Regions from separate parts of the Mus musculus genome. Here region 2 is linked to region 1. A link is a loop called in an ENCODE intact Hi-C map of the cell type or tissue named here. Cell type or tissue: left cerebral cortex. All regions are shown on one strand. Links, peaks and the distances in the headings refer to the core of each region. The heading gives the core; the rest is flanking DNA. Region 1 overlaps Ptprc (protein tyrosine phosphatase, receptor type, C). Region 2 has its middle 18 kb from the start of Atp6v1g3.

What was found. Hi-C counts contacts between places; a loop is a spot of excess contacts. Peaks named below come from ENCODE experiments on the same cell type or tissue, not always from the same donor. Only the 100,000 strongest peaks of a DNase experiment are listed, where the experiment ranks them.
Region 2: a loop joins it to region 1, with 5 times the contacts of the local background. A loop is called at or near these places in 5 of 42 quality-filtered maps.

Annotation. Positions count from the first base shown.
Region 1 is chr1:138,144,057-138,154,803 of GRCm38, forward strand. The region is part of intron 1 of Ptprc (protein tyrosine phosphatase, receptor type, C); the gene reads right to left. Among named protein-coding and RNA genes, the nearest start is that of Ptprc, 26 kb to the right of the region's middle. In left cerebral cortex, for the core only: no CTCF peak of the experiment used is centred there; a DNase peak (open chromatin) is centred at 4,987; H3K27ac peaks cover 895 bases.
Region 2 is chr1:138,250,806-138,261,552 of GRCm38, forward strand. No RefSeq gene overlaps it. Among named protein-coding and RNA genes, the nearest start is that of Atp6v1g3, 18 kb to the right of the region's middle. In left cerebral cortex, for the core only: no CTCF peak of the experiment used is centred there; a DNase peak (open chromatin) is centred at 5,812.

The sequences.
Region 1 (10,747 bases), core at 2,309-7,308:
ACATGAATATGCTGTCCTTTCCCATAACATTTTGCCACTCTCTGCAAGTTCTATTACTAAATTACAAATGTTTAGCCCTCCTCCTATCCCCCCTGCCCAGTCTATTGTTTTTTCCAGGTTACTGTTTCTATAATAGATATTCTATGAGACTATAGACTGTTTAGATTACAGTGAGCTGGGACACTTAAGCTTTAGTCCAGACTGTCTCTTAACACTGCTTGGACTAGATCCTAACAGCATGTTTTCCTTTATATCTGAGCACTGGGTAGCTGAAGAAAGCCTATCTTGCCATCATGTGGTGACCATCAGAGATAGATTCCATAGAGAACCAGCCACCACTCAGCCCCTCCAGGATGACAGTGATTGTCAAGGCCAGGAAGACAAACCGAAAGCAGGATGCAACCACTTACAGAAAGGTGTCACAAACATCTGCTGGAAAGTTGTTTTGTAAAAAATTGTGTACTCATTAATACTCGTGAGTGCACACCGTAATGCACATTCAACTACTGTCATTGCCTGGTGTGGGAGGTGGATGATTCATTGTGCTCAGGCAAACACACACCAAGAGTCATTGTATAGTGTGGGTGTGGACCACTCACTGTATTCGTGGAGCAGTAGAGCAGAAAGTGTGTGTGTACGAGTTTCAGGGTGGTTGTGAACATACAGCAATATGTTAGTAATATGAACTTATGCAATCCTAAGAAGCACATTAGTGTTGATAACAAAGTGATCCTGAAATTTATTTACAATTACCATCCATGTTCAAGGAATAACTTAAACATCCAGTGGCATAAGTTAGACTTGGACTTATGTTGGTATGTTTTACATTCTTAGGACCCACGTCCTCTAATCCCACACTATCTGAAGGGCATCACCTACACTACTGCTTTATTTGTTTACTATACCAACATAAATTCAAGAATATTCCAAACATCTACTAGGAACTCAAAGGTTCAAGGTTATGGAAAGCAAGGTCATTCAGTTAAAAAAAAAAAAAAAAAGCATGGGATTCAAACAGAAACCCTAAGTTAGTTTGCAGTGTTGTACCACTGATGGTTATTTCTAACAAATGTGCATTTTGATAAACATTGCTATCAGCAGAAACTGAGCAGACAGAGTGTGGGGAATCTACACCCTCTGGAGCGTTTCTATAATCTAACGTTATTTCCAAATTACAGGTTGACATTTTCTGGTTTTTTTTTGATGTGTGTTTGTTAACACTTTGAAGAAATCTCAACAACAATTTCTTTTCCACCCTTTGAACTAACTTCTTTGCAATTGGGAATTTCCCTAGAACGTTAAGGTCATGCTTGTACCCATGGCCCATCATTATATTAACCATAAACATGGTGGGGGCTGAGATTGCAGAAGACAGCATGTCACATACCAGCAATTAAGGAATGAGAAAATCTCTGGACAAAAGCACAATGATGCAGCCTCTTCTATCCTCCACACTCAAGACTGCTTTATAAAATCCCCCATTCACTACTTTGAGTTTATCTTTGGTGGTATTAGAAACTCTGCCATCCTCTTTATGGCTAGTCAATGCTGATTACTTGACTATGGAGATGGGATAGAGGCTCTCTGCTGGGTCCTGAACTGAGGAAGTGGCTTGAGGCCAAAGAGGCTTTGTCGGGTTTTAGAAAAGAAAATGAAATTCTGGTGACAAAAGGCCTCCAGGCACAGCTGAAAAGTCTGCCTGGCAGCAGTGGGCTGCCGGGAAGTAGATGAACATCTGGGGTTTGTGGAAAGGGGAAGTCAGGAGTATAAGGTTAGATGTGAGGCTGTGGATCAAGAGGTCATGAGATGGTTTAGTGTTATGAAAAAGTTTCTGCTACAATTAGCAGGTGAAATAAAAAGAACTTATAGATTAAACTCTAAGGAATTTATTATCTCACAAATCTGGGTTAATTTCATCCTAACCCATAACATTCAACCTAAGATTCCATCTTTATGTTTGTTCTGACATCTATAGGGTAATGGTCTAGCCACTAACTTGATCTTAAAATGACTGTCACATTCTCAAAGAATATTCACAGAGAAGGGCCATCTGTCTAGTCTGGGGATTTGTCTGTTTTCAAGATGAAGGAACAGTTTTCCCAAGATGTTTTAGTATCTCATTAGTCTGAGCAATAGCACCTCTAAAAAAAAATAACACACTCATCAGAATTGATCCTGTCTAATCAGAACCTAAGGTCGGGTTTCAAGAAAATACTAAGACCCCATCAAGAATTTCACAATAGAGAAAGACACAAGTTGTTAGCCTTCATAACTGGAGGTTTGCTTAGCAAGAAAAAGAAAGCTGTGGAGTATGGCAACCCCAGAGACGACTGTCAAAATGCAGGTAGCCAAGTCAGAGTTGCAGCAATGAAAGTAGACATGGGCATGTTCAAAGAAAAAAATAATAGCACTTTACACCTTAAAACAGCCTTAGGGATAATGTAATGGTGTATGGAACATGACCAGGACTTTCCATTGGAGTAAGTGGGTAGAATCTGTGGGCAGAATGTGTGAGCAAGGAAGATTAACACAAAGTTTGCATACAATTTTGATAAAGCTAAATTCATGGTATCTCAAGGGCATGTATCAGATGTGTTAAATATATTGCTGAAAAAATAAAAATAGGTCTTTGCTATAGAAGAAAGAGTAGAGCTGAAGACAGACAGACAGAAATCACCAATTAAACTAAGTAGTGGCATGGGTGATGTCCTTTAGATACTGTGGGAGGAAGAGTAGGATGGGGTCTCTGGAATAGAAAACATACCAACAGAAGTCCAGGACCAGCAGTAGGAAAAACCAAAAATTCCAGGTGGGAGCTGGGAGAGCCCAGACTTCAGAAAGGAGGTTATCAGTAAGGTCAAACCCTTTTGAGAGGTGATGTCAAGAAAATGCCTATGCTTAGCCCACTGGATTTAATGTGTTAAAGAAAGGATCCAGGTGAGATGCTATCGCTGTGTGCATGGCGGTACTTTCAGGGTCCTGCTAGGAGGAGCTACAAAGCAAGTGAGTAACAGGCATAGCAGAATGTAGACAGGGAAACTAGCACAAAAGCTAATAGATTCACACCCAGAATCCTGGCTGACCTGCGACCCTCTGTGTAGACAGAGCTGGCATTGGTCTACATGTGAGATACACTCACCTCTGCCTGTCAGATAACCTTATAATGGCTGCTAACATTATAGGAATGTGCCATTGTGCCCAGATGAACAAAAGATTTTTTCTGATTCTATGAAGCACAAGAAAGAGCTCAAAGATACTAGTTAGAAAGTCCTAATGTGTTTTGTTTCTTATTGTTTGTTGTTGTTGTTGTTGTGAGTTTGTTTTTTTAATGACTATTTGTATCCTGATAAGAGAATGAAAGAAAGGATGTGGACTTAGGAGGTGGAGAAGTGGAGAGGATCTGGGAGGCATTGGGGGAGGGGACTCTCTAATTGGAATATATTATATAAAATCTACATGTTGAATATAGATAAGTACATAAATATTAGAGTTGATGCTATAATGCACAAAGAAAACTGTAATAAGTAAAAAATGGGACAAGCAGTTCCACTTGGGATATTTCACCTTCTCTAATTCCAATTTTCCCTGGTTAACTGTGTACCAAAACTGCAAGAAAAAATGAAAAGAACCCAGAATTACTTATATATGTTGAAAAAAAAGAAGGAAAGAAAGAATGAGAGAAAGAAAGAATTAATGAACAAGAGGAAGAAAGAAAGAAAGAAAGAAAGAAAGAAAGAAAGAAAGAAAGAAAGAAAGAAAGAGTAGACAAAGACCTATTTTCTATTTTCATCTCCATTATAATTAACTCTCCCCAAATCAGATTTTAATATATATAACATATTATATCTCAACTAATACTCTAATGTGTGTTTTTCAGTCTCTGCTCCAGTTTGCTTTGTTTTAAGACCCATGGGTGTTCACAGTTTTTTACATTCCTGTCTCACATATTTCAGTGATTGCTGTTTAATTACTAAGCCGTCAGTCAGGAGCTAAGCAGGTCTATATTTAGGAAACTGTGTTTTTATACCTACTAAACCATAAGCTGCTGCTCAGTGATTATAAATATTCCTTCACAGAGATCTATGCTGACAGTGTTGATTCTTTAAAAAAGAAAACCTGAGAACATCAACAGGAACATTTTACTTGACATTTTAGAACATGCCCACTGCATACCCTCTCTGAGCTATGCCAGGGTTACTCTCTCTGCAGAACCACCTTACACATGTCTACATTTCTAGAAAAGTTCCTGAGATAAATAAATCTTAAGTGCTAACTCAAAGTGGAAAACCTATGTTATTTTAACATGGAGAAAATATTTTGAAAGCTCTAAATCAAAACTCTTACAGGAGAAAAACAAAATCATATCAGTTATTTTTGTTATTTAGAATTTCATACATGCAAGCTAATTGTTTGCTCCTTTGCTTTTGATGTCTCTCCACTACTCCCTCCCAATTTCATGAGCCATTTGTTTTGTTTTAAAACCCACTCAGTCTACTTGGTACTGTCATTATGTGCCTGGATTCAGGGTCATCTAATGGAGGATGGTTAGTATCCTTTCACTAAAGTGTAGAAGAAAGTCCATGTACATAGATAATTAAAATGCAGTATTTATACAAATAAGATTCTCGAGATGCTGAGCATAAGGACTGAGGAGAACGGAAGTATAATCATGTATAATCATTTAGTAGTCTTTAAGACTCAATGACAACGATGTCTCTAGGTTTCACTTAAAACAAACCCTGACTTTTATAGCTCTCTTTGTTGTGTCTCTCTGCACACATACTTAAGAGATATGCTGATCATTTGCTCTGTGGAGAAAAAAATCCTGGACCAGAAATGGGTTCTGCTTCAAATACCATGGCTGAAATAGCATCTCAAACTGGCACACTAGGCAGATGTTACAAAGAAATATGCAAATGGTTGCATAGTAACCACAAAACTGAATAAGCTCATTATCAAGGTTCAAACTGTGGTAGATGTGAGAGTTTGGCAGTGACGAATTCTTAGAGCTGAGGCTGAAGATTCTTCTCTGTCCCTGGCCATGTGCTTGGCTCTGGTTGTCTGCCAGCCTCTTCCAGGCTCACACCCACCCACCGACACCCAGTGCCTTCTTTTATGCTCTCTGCCTTCCGTTCTCATAAAGTGTGCTCTGCCACACGGCTGGATCTGCAACTCATCAAGCTGCCTAATTCATTTTTAGAAGCTATTAAACATGTAAAAATTTACCTTTGGGGGTTATTTTCATAAATAGTTTCATAAATGATGAAACCACTTTACCCAAAGGGCTTCCTTTTCCTCTCCACTTCTTGTCTTATCCTTGTTCTTCTGAGGCTGATGTTTTTAGGTGGAATTAGAAAATGGATCCTATTGTGGATCGTGGCCTTCAGCTACGGTACTTGCAAACCCAGCCCCTAGTGAGCTCTGCCACAGCCCACTATGATTCTACTGCTGTTCTTCATGCAGAGTTGACTGGTTTCCTCTCTGTGCTCTTCATTTCCCTTTGGAAATTCTTACTTCTTATAGAAGCAAAGCAACAACAGCTATAGTCCTACATAATTTGGAATTCTGAGCTACCTATGGCCTCTCTGTTCTTAGAGTGTTCACAGAGTCTTCCATACATTGGTTTCTCTGCCCCTCCAGTTCCATTCTCAGCCATTCCCTCTTGTCTTCTAACCTGAAAAGTATTTGAATTTTCTGAAAACTGCTCCTCCTCCTCCTCCTCCTCTTCCTCTTCCTCTTCCTCTTATACTCCTCTTTCTCCCACATCCTCTACACCCTCTCCTGGTATGTATGGGCCTTTCTAATTCCTTATTATTCATCCTCACCTTCATCTTGATCATATGTTTTTCTCCCAAACCATTTGATGATATTCATTTCTCATTGCCTTCAAGTGTAGCGAGTGGCCTTTGTGAAACACTCAGACCCATCTTACTGTCTCTGTCTAACTGCATATGAATCACAACATGTTACTGTGTATACAGAAAAGTCCACTCTTCTAACGTTTAAGTATTTTTTTTCTGTATCCTAGACTCTTTCTCTCTGAATGAAGCCAACTTCTACACAGTCTTCAAAGCCCACCTACATGTCAACAACTTCAGCCACTATGGTACTTTGTCCATATACTTATATATGATATCAGCCTGTTTTTGCTTAATGTTTCTTTCTATATTCATCCCTGACCAGCTTAACACTCAGTGATCTGCTCTTAGAACAATTCATTTTAATTTGTACTTCTGCATGAAGTATCAGCAACATGATAATTCTTGTGTGGTGTTTAATCACCCCTTCCCTTATGCTGCATACAGATGTAGGCCCAATGGCTTCACTTCTCTAACATCAATTTTATTTTTATATTTTCTCATACTGGTCAATGTCTAGAATGCCTGCAACATAATAATCTTTGAAAGTCGTAAGAGTTAAGTTGTATCACTCCTCTGGATATTGTAGTTATTACAAATATTGTTGTACATCGAATGGTGTGCTGTACATTGTGGCTTGTATATATGTGCACAGGTCTTGTTCCTACGAAGTGAAGAGATATATTTTCAAGATGGAGACCAGATTTTTCTTTTCTGTGGTCTTGCTGGATCTGACTTTAATTTTCGGTAGCTACCAACCCGTAGCATAGCTAAGGATCAGAAAAACGAATGGGCACTCCTTCACAAGGCCATCAGCAATACAGCTAAGACAAAAACACTGGATTGTAAAGCTCATGTGGCCAAGAGTTGGCATTCCTCTGTCATTAATGACTCCCATTTAAGACAACACCATTCTATTTTCCTTTGTCATTGTACATTAGGAAACTCGGTGTTTAAAGTAACCTTAAGAGATGTCATCACATGTGGCTTTGGCAATATGCAGACACTTCGAACCTATTCAGAACCTAGCTCTTCAATTTTTAACTCTAAAATTGAATCTTTAAAATGAATATAGTTTATTTCTCAATACCTCTTCCACTATTTCTAGCAGTGATTTGTCTCTGAATCCATTTCTAGCCCAATAAACCTCTGGAGAAGACTTGCATCTCTAAATAAAAGGATAAAGCCTTACTAGGTAAAACTTGTTGCTGTTTTAGCCTTTCTCTCTTTTTCTAGAAGGTTGATGAAAGGTTCAGGTGTTTGATAGAAGGCGAGAAGGGAAGAACACATAGAATATAGTGAAAGAGAGGTGCTGATACTTAGATGGCTTATGGCATTGTTCTAGTCCAGTCTGGAACTCTGGTGTCTGATGCTTGGATGGCTTATGGCAACACTGGGCTTATGCCCAGTCTAGCACTCAGGTTCTATCACTCCGTTTGTATTTTACTTTGTATGACATCTGGATAGAAAGATAACTGATACAGTAATCTATAGAACTTTACTAAGAGGTCTTGTAATGTTTTGAAATACAGTTATTTAACAAATGGCAGATTCAAATGAACCTAGCATTTTTAAAACCATATTCATGGTGGAAGTATATAGAAAGTCCATTACCTCAAGATCCCATTGCTCGTGGGATGCTATATGCCTTGTGGTCTGTACCTGGTCTTACTGTTAAGGAATCAAACCAGTTGAGCATCTTCTCATATTTTTTCCTCTGCACACTAAAACATTGCCCCTACACCACAGCCTCGCCTGAGTTAATAAAGTAACACAAATTCTTATTGCTTTACATTCACTATGGCACCAACATAAGATGACCAAATGATGTTACTTTAGCTTCCTCATAAAATAGACCACTTTTACAAATAATCTGTTAAAAAATATTTTAGCTCAGTAAAGATCTATCAGGAGTAAGCAATCTGTTCGAGGCTATTATGGTCATCAAAAGTTCCTCTCCCTTGTTCCTACTCTCTATTTCCTACATGAATATAGCAGATGTGCATGCACACACAATTTTACATACATATTTCTCTCTCCCACACACTTCTCACATACATGTGTTTTACTTTTACTATTCAAGTCTGTGTAGACAGAGTCCCTGTCTTTTTAAATGTGAAGTTTTGAGCAGATTGAATAGTAACTTATTTCTTGTGTATTACCTTTTGTTATAATTTTATGTTACCTTAAGGACAAGATATCATTATACTAGCCCAGACTGGCCTCAAATGCATGATCCTCTGTATGATCCTCTGCCTGTGCCTTCTCACAGTTTCCTCAATAAATGTCAATCGGAACTTATTTACCTCACACTGCCAAACATACATACCCTTCTGTGCTGTTGTATTTATTGCTATGCCCTGTTCACCCTTGAAGATTTATTGTGTTTACCAATCAGAAAGTGATGAACCAGGGAAAGCGGTTTCATTCAATGGGTAGATGATTCATTTGTTCTGGGAGATACAGCATTGCCTGGAGGGATCAGGCTTATAATTACAGTTTACCTGCAGGTGGGGTCTGACTTAAGGGTGCTGCAGTCTCCATGGAAAGCAGCTGCATTTGGGGTGCTGCCACCCCTACTGCTCAACCCATCACATCCTACATACCTAGCCCTCAGAGTACCCACAGTCAAACAGTATTCATTGAAATTATAACGAATAACACAACATACTTGTCTAGAAAAAAAATCTCCTTTGTACTGTCTCCAACCTCTTCCGATCCAAAATATATTTTGCAAATGAGAGGCCTAAATCATTCTTCATAGAGCAATGATACCATGGTCTCTTTTCATCACTGATATGCATTGCACAAAACTAAAAGAACCATTCCATAACGTGCTAAAGTCTATGAGGAGTTCCAAGGTCAGAGCAGAGGAAGAGTGGAGTATTGATTCTCAAGCTAACACTCAGAGCTGAAAGTAACCAGGAAGAGACTTTGCTATCTTCTAAAGTAGCCACTAGAGAGCTTCTATAGGCCAGGCTGAAGGAGATGTCTAAGAGAAGACGAGAGCACATGTGGCTGAGAAACTCCTGGACTCTCAGAACACATGCTCAGGCCACCATTGTAAAAGACTGACTGTGTCAAGTCATGTGATGGTTTCTTGCATGTCCACTTCTTAACTACTATTAAAAATGATATTTCACAAAAGGGGCCAAAGCAGTTCTGTTTTCTACTGAGACATAAATAGCAGTATCTGCCTTTTCCCTCTGGACATGGTTGCAACCTTATGGAGATGCACAGACTTGTTCTATACAGGGCAGGTAGAGACTTAATCTTTCTCACCCACAGCACAGCATCTTACACTTAGTCTTCCTAGTTAAAAAAAAATGTTATTGCTGTAAACACACTTCACGATTTTGGCAGAGTTCATTTCAAGCCTGTATTTCAGACAAATGTTTCTCATCTCCGTACAGTTCCTTTTAAATATGGGAAGATTGTCTGTTCCTTATTTCTCACAGCTGCCCACAGACATAAATAAAAGACCACGCTTCCCTCCTTGACCCACAAGGATGCATGTATGTTTGCCTTTACTTTCATAGAAATACATAAAAATCTCTAGCAGAAAATCTTTTACGGAATCTTATTTTACTTTTTGGTTGCCCCCATGTATTCTTACTGTTACACAAACTTTTCCTTAGATGACACAAAATAAAATAGAAAAAAAATTTTTTTTCTTGTTTTCTCAAATGTCCTAAATTTTCTATCATGTGAGCTCCATTACTGGCCAGGTAATGCTTAAAGGAATAATTCTAAAAATATAATAGCAGTTATAATAATTTGTAAAATCCATTTCGTAGTTTTATGGGCATTCACTTTACCCCTTAGTACTTGAGAAGGGACAGTCAAATTTTTATCATTTACAGCTAGTGAAATGGGCACAAAGCATTTAACTAACTTCCCCAAAGAAATGAAGAGACTGAGCTGATCTCTGATTCAAGATGTCTGGCTATTGAAGTCTCAATGGTCATAAACTACTCTGCATAACAAAATTAGATACTATGGTGGCCACACTAGGCCTGGGTTGAGAACAGCAGAATGACTCTGGCACTCCTACTCAGACCATGTTCATTAGACCAAGCTGCTCACTTCACTGACTCCTTCAACTTATCCCAGAGACTTGCTGGTACCTCGAATTGCTCAGACTGAGGACTGACTGAGTCTATTTCAGCAAACCCATCTGTGCCCTTTTATATTTCAGTCACTTTAAAGCTTACTTAATTAGATAATGGAATCTCATAGCCAAGGTGCTCCTGACAGCTATACATTTTAAAAAAATAGAAAAAAAAGTTAAAGACCATTATTATTCTAATTGTAACCACTAGCAGCTTGCTTTGGCTTTGCTAATAGCCTGAAAGGAACAGGAATTCAACTGGGTACAGAAGGGAGCAGGTGTACTCAGCAGGGCTCAGGCCCAGGTACTGCAGAATTACACAAAGGAAGTAGGCTAAGTTCAGTCTTGCCTGCAGAGCCATTGTATTGCCAGAGTGTCTTCATTCATGGGTAAGGTGATCCTGGGCACAGGAGTCTGTCACACTTCCCAAGTGCAGAGAAGCAGGAAGTAGGACACAGGTGTTCTCTCTCTCTCTCTCTCTCTCTCTCTCTCTCTCTCTCTCTCTCTCTCTCTCACACACACACACACACACACACACACACACACCCCTTGGCAAACAGTTCTTGCTGTGGTCAGAGGCCAGGCTCACTCAAGCTGTCTGCCACAAGTGTGCACAATGTTCAAGTTGCCCAGCGATGCCAGCTGTACAGTGGGAGTGGTTGGCCTAGAACAAGGGTTTAAGATGCAGTCTTCAAAATCAAGAGGGAAACCTTCATTTTAGCAGTTCCCTATTGAAATATTTTGATGCTATCCTTACACAGACAGACATCTAAAAGAC
Region 2 (10,747 bases), core at 3,847-8,846, 110 kb after region 1:
ACTATTTCTATCTACAGCACTCATTACCCCTCACTTCTTAACTTAAAGCAGAATTCTTGCCAGAAGAAAGTAATCTCAGAAATAGTCCCTTAGACAAATTCATGCATAAGGCATGAATTAGGGATGTTTAAACAGCTAAAGCTACAATCTTTTTGCATTTGGGCTTGGTGCTTTTTTTGGTTGCTGGTTTAGAAGAGCCCTGAACTTGAAGGTCTTGGGTTTTGAACTTAGACACATTGAATTTTCCAGACTGAGTGATGAGAGGAGACCCATGCTTCAGTTTGTCTCCTGTTGCTCTCCCAGACTAAGGTAGAAGAACCGAACAGTAAATTACAGTTCATCTGACAACAGAGGCAGAAGACATAAAGGAAGTGGGGACATGAAACAAAAGCCCTGGTGGATGTGCCACGGTGAGGTTTGTTTTTCTTTGTGTTAAATGCTTAGTTTTCTTTCATGAATCCAAGTTCAAAATAAATTACAAGACTGTGGAAATGGCTACTTGATTTTTTTTTCTGAGTATTTCTTAGTCAGGGTTTCTATTCCTGCACAAGCATCATGACCAAGAAGCAAGTTGGGGAGGAAAGGGTTTATTCAGCTTACACTTCCACACTGCTGTTCATCACTGAGGAAGTCAGGACTGGAACTCAAGCAGGTCAGGAAGCAGGAGCTGATTCAGAGGCCATGGAGGGATGTTCTTTACTGGCTTGCTATCCCTGGCTTGCTCAGCCTGTTCTCTTATAGAACCCAAGACTGTCAGCCCAGAGATGGTCCCACCCACAAGGAGCCTTTACCCCTTGATCACTAATTGAGAAAATACCCCACAGCTGGATCTCATGGAGGCACTTCCCCAACTGAAGCTCCTTTCTCTGTGATAACCCCAGCCTGTGTCAAGTTGACACATAAAACCAGCCAGTACACAACCCACGACAGAAACATCAGGAAGAGAGTAGACGCTGTCTACAGTCAGGAGGTATACTACATTCTCACCGATCCTTCAGCGGCAATGGCTGAACAGTCACCTGCATCCCCTGTAATCTGCATTGCAATGTTGACTTGCCTGGAACAGAGCCCCAGGAAAGAGCTGGCCTAAAAAAATGGGACATGGTATCACAGGCAGGCCATTGTGCCTAAAGATTTGGAATGCTGCAATAATTTTAATGACATATTCAACATTATACTTTATTTATTTATTTACTTACTTACTTTTGTGCGTGTATGTGTGTGTGTGTGTTGTATGTACACATGCCATGCACACATGTGAAGGTCCCATAACATCCTGTGAGAGTTTGATCTCCTTCCATTATATGGGTCTCAGATGTGGAGTTCACACTCTCAGACCTGGTATCCAGTGCACTCACCCACAAACCAACACACCAGTTTCACTGTTTTACACATATTCATTCTACATCCTGACTGCAGCCTCCGTCTGTTCCTTCCAGCCCCACCCTTGCACACCTCCTCCTCTCATGTTCCCCTACTTTTATCCTCAGAGAAGGGTATGTCCCCTGCCCCAGATGCCAACCTGCCCTGCCAAATCAAGCTGCAGTAGGACTAAGTGCATCCTCTCCCACTGAGGCCAGACAAGACAGTCCAGTAGGGGAATCCAAAACCTGACAACAGAGTCAGAGACAGCCCCTGATCCAATAGTTAGGGGACCCACATGAAAACCAAGCAGAACATCTGTTACATTTATGTCGGGGGCCTAGGTTCAGCCCAAGCATGCTTGAGTGTTTGTGGTTCAGTATCAGTGAGCTCCCATGAGCTCAGGTTAGTTGATTCTGTAGGACTTCTTGTAGTGTCCTTGACCCCTCTGGCTCTCGGAATCCACAAAACTTTCTGCTCTCTGCCTAATGTTTGGCTGTGGATCTCTACATCTGCTTCTCTCAGCCTCTGGATGAAGCCTCTCAGATGACAGTTATACTAGGTTCCTGTTTTCAAGCATAGCAGGGTTATCATTAGTGTCAGGGATTGACTCTCTCCCATGGGATGGGTCTCAAGTTGGGCCAGTCATTGGTTGGTCAGTCTCTCAAACACTGCTCCATCTTGTAGGCACATCTTGTAGATAGGACAAATTTTGCATCAAAGGTTTTTGTGGGTGGGTTGTTGTCTCCCTTCCTCCACTAGAAGTACGGCCTGACTACAAGAGGTGGCCACTTCAGGTTCCATATCCTCTGCTGTCAGGAGTCTCAGCTAGGATCACCCCCATAGATTCCTGGGAGCCTCCCCTATCCCAGGTCTCCAGCTAGTCCCAGAGATGCCTCCACTCACCAATTTCTGTTCTCTCTACCCCAACTATCTCCATTCCTGATCCCTACCCCAGTTGCTCTACCCCATTCCTTCTCTTCACTTCCTCCATCCACCTCCACTATCCATTTTACTTCCCCTTCTGAGTAAAATTTAAGAATCTTCCCTGGAACCTTTGTTACTTAGCCTCTTTGGATCTGTGGATTGTAACATGGTTATCCTGTACTTTATGGCTAATGTCCACCTATAAGTCAGTACATAGCACGCATATCTTTCTATGTCTGGGTTACCTCATTTGGGATGATATTTTCTAGTTCTATCCATTTGCCTGCAAATTTCTTGATATCCTTGTTTTTAATAGCTGAGTAATATTTCATCTTGTACATGTACCACATTTTCTTTATTCATTCTTTAGTTGAGGGACATCTAGGTTGTTTTCACTATTACATTTCTTTTATTGAAAACAGGAATATATTCTGATTACTGCTTCCTCTCCCCAAACTTCTCTTAGTTCCTCCTAACCTCCCCTCCCATCTGGAGCCACAACATATCTATTACTTATTAAATGACAAACATGCACATGGAGCCAAACATTAGATGGAGCTCAGAAGGTCTTGTGAAACAGTTGGAGGGAAGAAGAACTGAAGATCCCAGAGTGGATAGGAACTTAAGAAGACCAACAGAATCAACTAATCTGGACCCGTGGGTGCTCTCCTAGAAACTGAATCACCAGCCAAAAAGCATACAAAGGCTAGACCCAGGCATCTTGCATATATGTAGCAGATGTGTAGCTTGATCTTCATGCAGATCTCACATCAGCTGGAGTGTGGGCTTAATCTTACTCTGTTGCTTGCCTGTGCATCCTGTTCCCCTAAATGGACTGCCTTTTCTGGCCTCAGTGGAATAGAACATGTCTAGTCCTGCAGTGACTTGAAGTGTCAAAGTGGCTTGTTACCCAGGGGTGAAAGGGAGGAGTGGCAGGGCATTTGAGGGGGTACTGGGAGGAGAGTGGATGCTGTGATAGGGATGTAAAGTGAATGAGTGAAGAAAGAAAGAAAGAAAGAAAGAAAGAAAGAAAGAAAGAAAGAAAGAAAGAAAGAAGGAAGGAAGGAAGGAAAGGAAAGGAAGGAAGGAAGGAAGGAAGGAAGGAAGGAAGAAAGAAAGAAAGAAAGAAAGAAAGAAAGAAAGAAAGAAAGAAAAGAGGGAGGGAGGAAAGAAAGAAAGAAAGAAAGAAAGAAAGAAAGAAAGAAAGAAAGAAAGAAAGGAAGGAAGAAAGAAAGAAAGAAAGAAAGAAAAGAGGGAGGGAGGGAGGGAGGAAAGAAAGAAAGAAAGAAAGAAAGAAAGAAAGAAAGAAAGAAAGAAAGAAAGAAAGAGAAAGAAAGAAAGAAAGAAAGAAAGGAAGGAAGGAAGGAAGGAAGGAAGGAAGGAGAAAAACAAACAGGCATCTAGGGAGTAATAAAAATAAAATAAGATAAAGCAAAAATAAACAAGTCAGAATGGGACAAAACAGAAGAGCCAAAGGAAAAAGCATGAGAAATGCACATAAAAAGTAACACGCATGTACAAATATTCATGCACATAGGAATGCCATAAAATCATAAGGTCTTCAATTTTTCATTTCAAACTTTCTCTCAATTTGGGTTTCCTTGTTGATTCTATTTCCACTTTCATATTTTGAACTTTTATTCATTTCATTCCACTGTTTGTGTTCTCATTAATGGATTCATTCATACCCTCTTTAAAGATCTTTTATATTCATAAAGGCCACTTTAAGGTCATTGGCTTGTGCTTCTGCTATGTAACATTTCCCAGTGACTGCAGCAGTAAGGTTGCTGAGTTCTAGTGGAGACATGCTGTCCTCGGTGTTATTGACTGTGTTTTTAGATTGCTGTCTAAGCATCTGGATTTCGGATGTTATTGTTATTCTAGGTGCTGGTATCTGGCCTTGCTTTGGTGAGGCGGTGTCCTGCTCTTTGGTTTCTATTGGGCATATTTCTGTGATCCTGCCAAGCGTGGCCACTGAGGGGTCTCGGTAGAACGTGTTTCTAGCTTTTGGGAGCTGACACTTAAGAACAGGATAAACTTGGGGCGGGACACCGAGGGAATCCACAAACGGGAGGAAAGCAGGGTGTCCCACAAGATCTCTGTAGTCTCCTGGGATCTGAGGCAGAGAAGGATGAACATCTCCAGCCAGTGATCTGCTACAGAGCCTGGGATAAGACCGGGGATTGGATTGAAGGAGAGAGAAAAATGAAGATCACCTGCCTGCTTCCCTGGCTGGAGTGGCTGGCAGGTTCCCAGGAAAAACTGTGGTAGAGTCTGGGGCTCACTCCTAGCATATAAATACTTGCTAAATGAATGAGACTAGTGCCTACACCAGAGTCCATTTTGCTTAGTGGGTTTTTGAAAATTCCTTACACTGAGTTATTTTTTTCTTTTATTAATATTAATCATTCCATTCATTTACATCTCAAGTGATAATCCACTTCCTGGTTACCCCCTCCACCTACCCCTCCCCCATTCCATGATATTCCACTTCCCAGTTACCACTCTGCCACACACACACACACACATTGCACATCTGCCCTCCCCCCTCCCTTTTGCCTGTATGGAAGTGCTCCCCCACCCACCCACCCCTCTCCTGCCCCACCGCTCCAGCATCCCCCTACTCTGGGGCATCAAACCTCACCAGGACCAAAGGCCTACCCTCCCATTGCTGTCTGGCAAGGCCTTCCTCTGGACATATGTATCTGGAGCTAAAGATCCCTTTAGGTACACTCATTGGTTGGTGGTCTAGTCTCTGGGAGAACTGGGTGGTCAGGCCAGCCTATGTCACTCTTCCAGTGGGATTGCAATCCCCCTCTGCTCCCCCAGTCCTTCCCCCAGCTCCCCCATCAGTTTCCCTGAGCTGTCTGATGATTGGCTCCAAGCATCCACCTCTGCATTGGCCAGTTGCTGGCCGAACCTCCCTAGGAACTGCCACACTTGCTTTCTCTCCTCAAGAGCCTCTTTACCCCAGCAACAGTGGTGGGCTTGGTGTCTGCAGACATTATGTATCCCCCAGGTGGGGCTGCTGTTCCCCAGTTGGCCCTTCTTTCAGTCTCTGTTCCTTTTTTTTTTTTTTTTGTCCCTGTTTTTCCTTTGGAGAGTAACATTTCTGGGTAAAAAGAAAAGAAAAAAACCTTTGAGATGGGTGGGTGGCTCCATTCCTCTGCCAGGGGCTGTGCCTATCCACTGGAGGTGGTCTCCACAGGTTTTATTTCCCCTTATTCGTGCATTACAGCTAAAGTCAATCTCATTGGGTCCTATGAGCCTCACGTTTCTCTGGTGTCTTGGACCCCTCAGTGGCTATCCTCAGTTCCTCATTCCCACTGCAACCTAATTTTATTCAATTTCCTGACCCTGTACCTCTCTCATGTCTCCTCCAGATTCTTACACTGCCACCCTATTTCCTCCTCCTCCTTTCTCCCTCTCTTGTCCCTCTCCCCTTCCATCTCCCACAATCATCTTGTTCCCCCCTCCATGCAGGATTGAATCATCCACCCCCTCATCTTCCTTTCTTCTACACTCCATATGGTCTGTAGGTTGTATCATATGCACTGTGAGCTTTTGGGTTATTATCCACTTTGAGTGACTATATACCATGTGTGGATTTTGTGTATGTGTGTGTGTGCCTGGGTTACCTCACTCAGGATGATATTTTCTAGTTCCATTCATTTGCCTGCGAATTTCACGAAGTCATTATTTTTAATTGCTGCATAGTACTCCATTGTGTAAATGCACCACATTTTCTGTATCCATTCTTCTGTTGAAGGACAACTGGCTTGTTTCCAGCTTCTGGCTATTATAAATAAGGCTGCTACAAACATATTGGAACATGTGTCCTTGTTATGTGTTGGAGCACTTTTGCCTATATGCTCAGGAGTGGTATAGCTGGGTCCTCAGGTCCTCTGTCCAATTTTCTGAGGAACTGCCAGACTGATTTCCAGAGTGGTTTTATCAGCTTGCATTCCCACCAACAATGGAGGAGTGTTCCTCTTTCTCTGCATCCTTGCCAACACCTGCTGTCACCTGCATTTTTTATTTTAGCCATGCTGACTGGTGTGAGGTGTAGTCTCAGGATCGTTTTGATTTGCATTTCCCTGATGATTAAGGATGTTGAACATTTCTTTAAGTGTTTTTCAGCCAATTGAGATACCTCAGTTCAGAATTCTCTATTTAGCTCTGTACTCCACATTTTCCTTTTTTTTTCTTAGATTTTTTCCTTTACATTTCAAATGCTATCCCCAAAGCCCCCTATACCCTTCCTCATGCCCTGCTCCCCAACCCACTCACTGCTGCTTCCTGGCCCTTGCATTCCCCTGTACTGCAGCATGTGATCTTTGCAAGACCAAGGACCTCTCCTCCCATTGATGGCTGACTAGGCCATCCTCTGCTATATATGCAACTATAAACACAGCTCTGGGGGTACTGGTTAGTTCATATCTTTGTTCCTCTTATAGGGTTGCAGGGTTATTTGGTTCTCTGGAGTCTGCCTTCTTGAGTTCTTTGTATATTTTAGATATTAGCCCTCTATCTGATGTAGGGATGGTAAGTATCTTTTCCCATCTGTTGGTTGTTGTTTTGGCCTATTGATAGTGTCCCTTGCTTTACAAAAGCTTTTAAATTTTATGAGGTCTCATTTGCCAATTGTTGCTCTTAAAGCATAAGCCATTGCTATTCTGTTCAGGAATTTTTCCCCTGGGCCCAAGTATTCGAGGCTTTCCCCCACTTTCTCTTCTATTAGATTCAGTGTATCTGGTTTTATGTGGAGGACCTTGATCCACTTGGACTTGAGCTTTGTGCAACGAGATAGGTATGGATCAATATGCATTCTTCTACATGATAACCACCAGTTGAACCAGCACCATTTGTTGAAAATGCTGTCTGTTTTTCCACTGAATGATTTTAGCTTCTTTGTCAAAGATCAAGTGACCATAGGTGTGTGGGTTGACTTCTGGGTCTTCCATTGACCTGCTTGCCTGTTTCTGTACCAATACCATGCAGTTTTTATCACTATTGCTGTATGGTATAGCTTGAGGTCAGGGGTGATAATTCTTCCAGAGGTTTTTTGTTGTTGAGAAAAGCTTTTGCTATCCTAGATTTTTTGTTATTCTTGATGAATTTGAGAATTGCTCTTTCTAACTCTATGAGGAATTGAGCTGGAATTTTGATGGGTATTGCATGGAATATGTAAATTTCTTTTGGTAAGATGGCCATTTTTCCTATATTAATCCTGCCAATCCATGAGCATGGGAGATCTTTCCATCTTCTGAGATCTTCAATTTCTTTTTTCAGAGACTGGAAGTTCTTGCTATACAGATCTTTTACTTGCTTAGTTAGAGTCACACCAAGGTATTTTATATTATTTATGACTATCATGAAGGGTGTGCTTGAAGCTTGTAGTCGCCCCATAATGTAGACACTCCACATTTTATAATGAAAAGCATCAAACGTTGTGCAACTTTTCTAAGCAAGAAACAGAATATGATTCTTAAAACCCATAGCTCTGCACAGCTGCCTCCTCCTATATTCAGTCTTAGAAGCCGGGGCTAGTTTTGAAGGAAGTATTTGATTAATGACCCTGGAGATAGAAAATTCCAACTGTGTTATGTTTATTCATGCACACATGCACCAAGTATTATTAAGCATTTATTTGTATAGGCCAAGGACATTATCAAGTCCCGGGATAATACAGGCAAAGAAGGTAGGAAAACATTATTTAAAGAGTTATGATCCCTAGATAAATTTATGATACAATACACAGGTTAAAGCATCGATTTTGAGACCTAAACAGCAAACTGTGGACACACATGGAAACATTTACCAGTGCTATCATGAGGTAATGTGTTTATGTGACACACATCACTTCTGACTCATCTGTTATTTACAGTTCTTGTGAACTGTCACTCAACCCTCTTCTGGGTTAAAAAAACTATGTGGTTCTGTTTCAGGTTAAAAGTTTCACACTAAACTACACTGTTTTAAACTATCAAATTCTCTAATCCCGTGGTCATCTTCATATCCATCACACCCACCTACAATTGTGAAGCCGGTACTTAGGAGCCTTTCTAGCAAGCAGTGGAATAATGACAGTTGCCCCATTAAGAAAAACATCCCCATGAGCCTCTTCTATTTGTGTCCCCATCAATGTATTCATTTCTATAGACCATTCCATTCTTGGATCACACACAAAATTCTTTTAAACATGTTTCTATGTGTGTATGTGTGATGTATGTACCCCCCCACTGCCTCTGTGCGCGTGTGCTTGCCAGAGGCTGCAATGTCCTGCTTTTGTGGGTCCCAGGGACCTGACTCAGGTTCTCATGCTTTCTAGACGAGCATGCTGCTCACTGTGCTGTGACTCCAGCTGACATTAAATTCTTGATGCCTTATGTCAGCAATATAAGCACACTAAGTGCAATTTTTAAATCCCTTGTCTCTTTCTAACGATTGTCATCAATTCCATGACAGGTTTTCCATATTTCCTGTCTTTATGAGAACCTATGTGTTATAGACTTTAGGTTCACTTATAAGATAATTAAAGAAAGATTAAATTAATAAAGAGTAAATTAATAAAGGAAAACATACAAACAAGCTTCAGAATAATTATGCTGCTCACATACATGTATCTTCTTATTTACAGGAAAGAAGAGATATTTACCTGTTAGATGGTGCCTGCCTACCCACTGGATCCTGAGTTGTGTCCTTTCTGTCACAAGTGTTATAAAGGAAGGTTGTTTTAAATGAACTCGGAGTTGTAAATGAGTGTGATGCTAACTTGAAAAGAATTGAATTACTGTTATTCCAAATGATCAGCAATCTACTTCACAGGCATTTGGTAGCCACGAGAGTTGGCTAAAAATACTAGAAGAGCCCTAGTTCACTCTGTATTGAGTCAATCCTATTATTGTAGAACATCAAGGTATTTTTGTTAGAAGAGAAAAAAGAAAACTTTTATGAAGATGATTTGTGATAATCCGTGCTTCTCTCTGACGCTTTGGTTTATGTAATATACATATGTTTGTAAGAGCTATAGCTTGCACAGGCCATGATCAGCTATGTGGATCAATTGAACAGTTGATGACAGGTAAATAGATAGAGATAGGAAATAGGATAGATAAATAGCAACTAACGTATCTATAACGTTTCTATATCTATATTTACTTTCTAGGGGCTTTTCATATGTCAGATTTCATCCCTACAATATTATTGTGTTTCAGTGGAAGAATCATGGAAAAATTAAATAACATTGCCCAGAATGCATGTTAAAAAATTAAAAGTGCAGAGTTTTATTCAATACTAATATTGTCCAATATAATAATAATATAAGTCATATTCCTACCTGTTAAGCACCAAATATTATTAGAGCACATCTATAGGTCAATGGCATTCTCAAATTCTGCAAGAAAGTAGAAGTTTCTGCCTTGAAAGATGCAAGAGGCACCTATATTAATATGGGTCCAGCTCTGCATTATCCGCCCACTTCCCACCATGAACACGTTTCCTTCTGCTTCTTCTACTATGACCCATTTCCATCTGCATGGTGGGAAAGCTTCTTTTTGTCCTGTCTTTTTATTAATGCTGTCTATTAGTCAACCTTTATTTATCATTGTGGTAAAATAATTATGATAACAGCATAGGAAGAGAAAAGAATTATTTTGGTCTATGATGGTCCTGCTACCTTTGAGCCTGTGCTCAAGCAGCATAGCGTGGTGAAGAGTGTGTGATAGCTCAAGCAAGACAATCAGGGAGTAGAGAGAGAGAAACACCAGAGTCCTTGCACCCCTTCCAAGGCATGTCCCTGATGGCCTTTGTCCAGATAGGCCCACTCTTGAAAGTTCACCATCTCCCCATCATGCTACAGGGTAGGGACTAAGCTTTTTATGTATAGACCTTTGTGGAGCCATTAACATCCAAACAATAGTTCCTTAGAGAGAAAAACTGAGACAGAGTCAGACAAACAGATGGACAAAGGCAAAGCAGAGATATAGAGATATTGCTCTTTTTTGTCAGACAGACAGATGGACAGAGGCAAAGAAGAGATATAGAGATATTACTTTTTCTTTGTGTAGAAATTCCAGGTCTCATGTAACTCATGGTAGCCTCAGATTCTGTGATGGAGGATGGCCTTCAACTTCTGATCCTCCTGCCTCATCCTCTTTTTTGCAGATGGGTGCTTCCATGCCAGATTTCTAAACAGTGATGAGGATCAAACTCAAGACTTCATGCATGATAAACAAACATTTTCTCAACTTTTCTACATCCTCAGCCAACTCCCTAATATTTTTAAACAGTCTTCTGGCATGTTCTCTTCCAACAACTTTGGTATGGATGCTTCAGCTAAGAGGAGATGAGGATTCAGAAAACAGATAAAGCACATAGCAACAGGCAAATGTTCACCGTGTTCTATTGTCAAGGTTTCCTAAGCGTTCTCCAGGACCAGCATTGTGACTAGACAAAC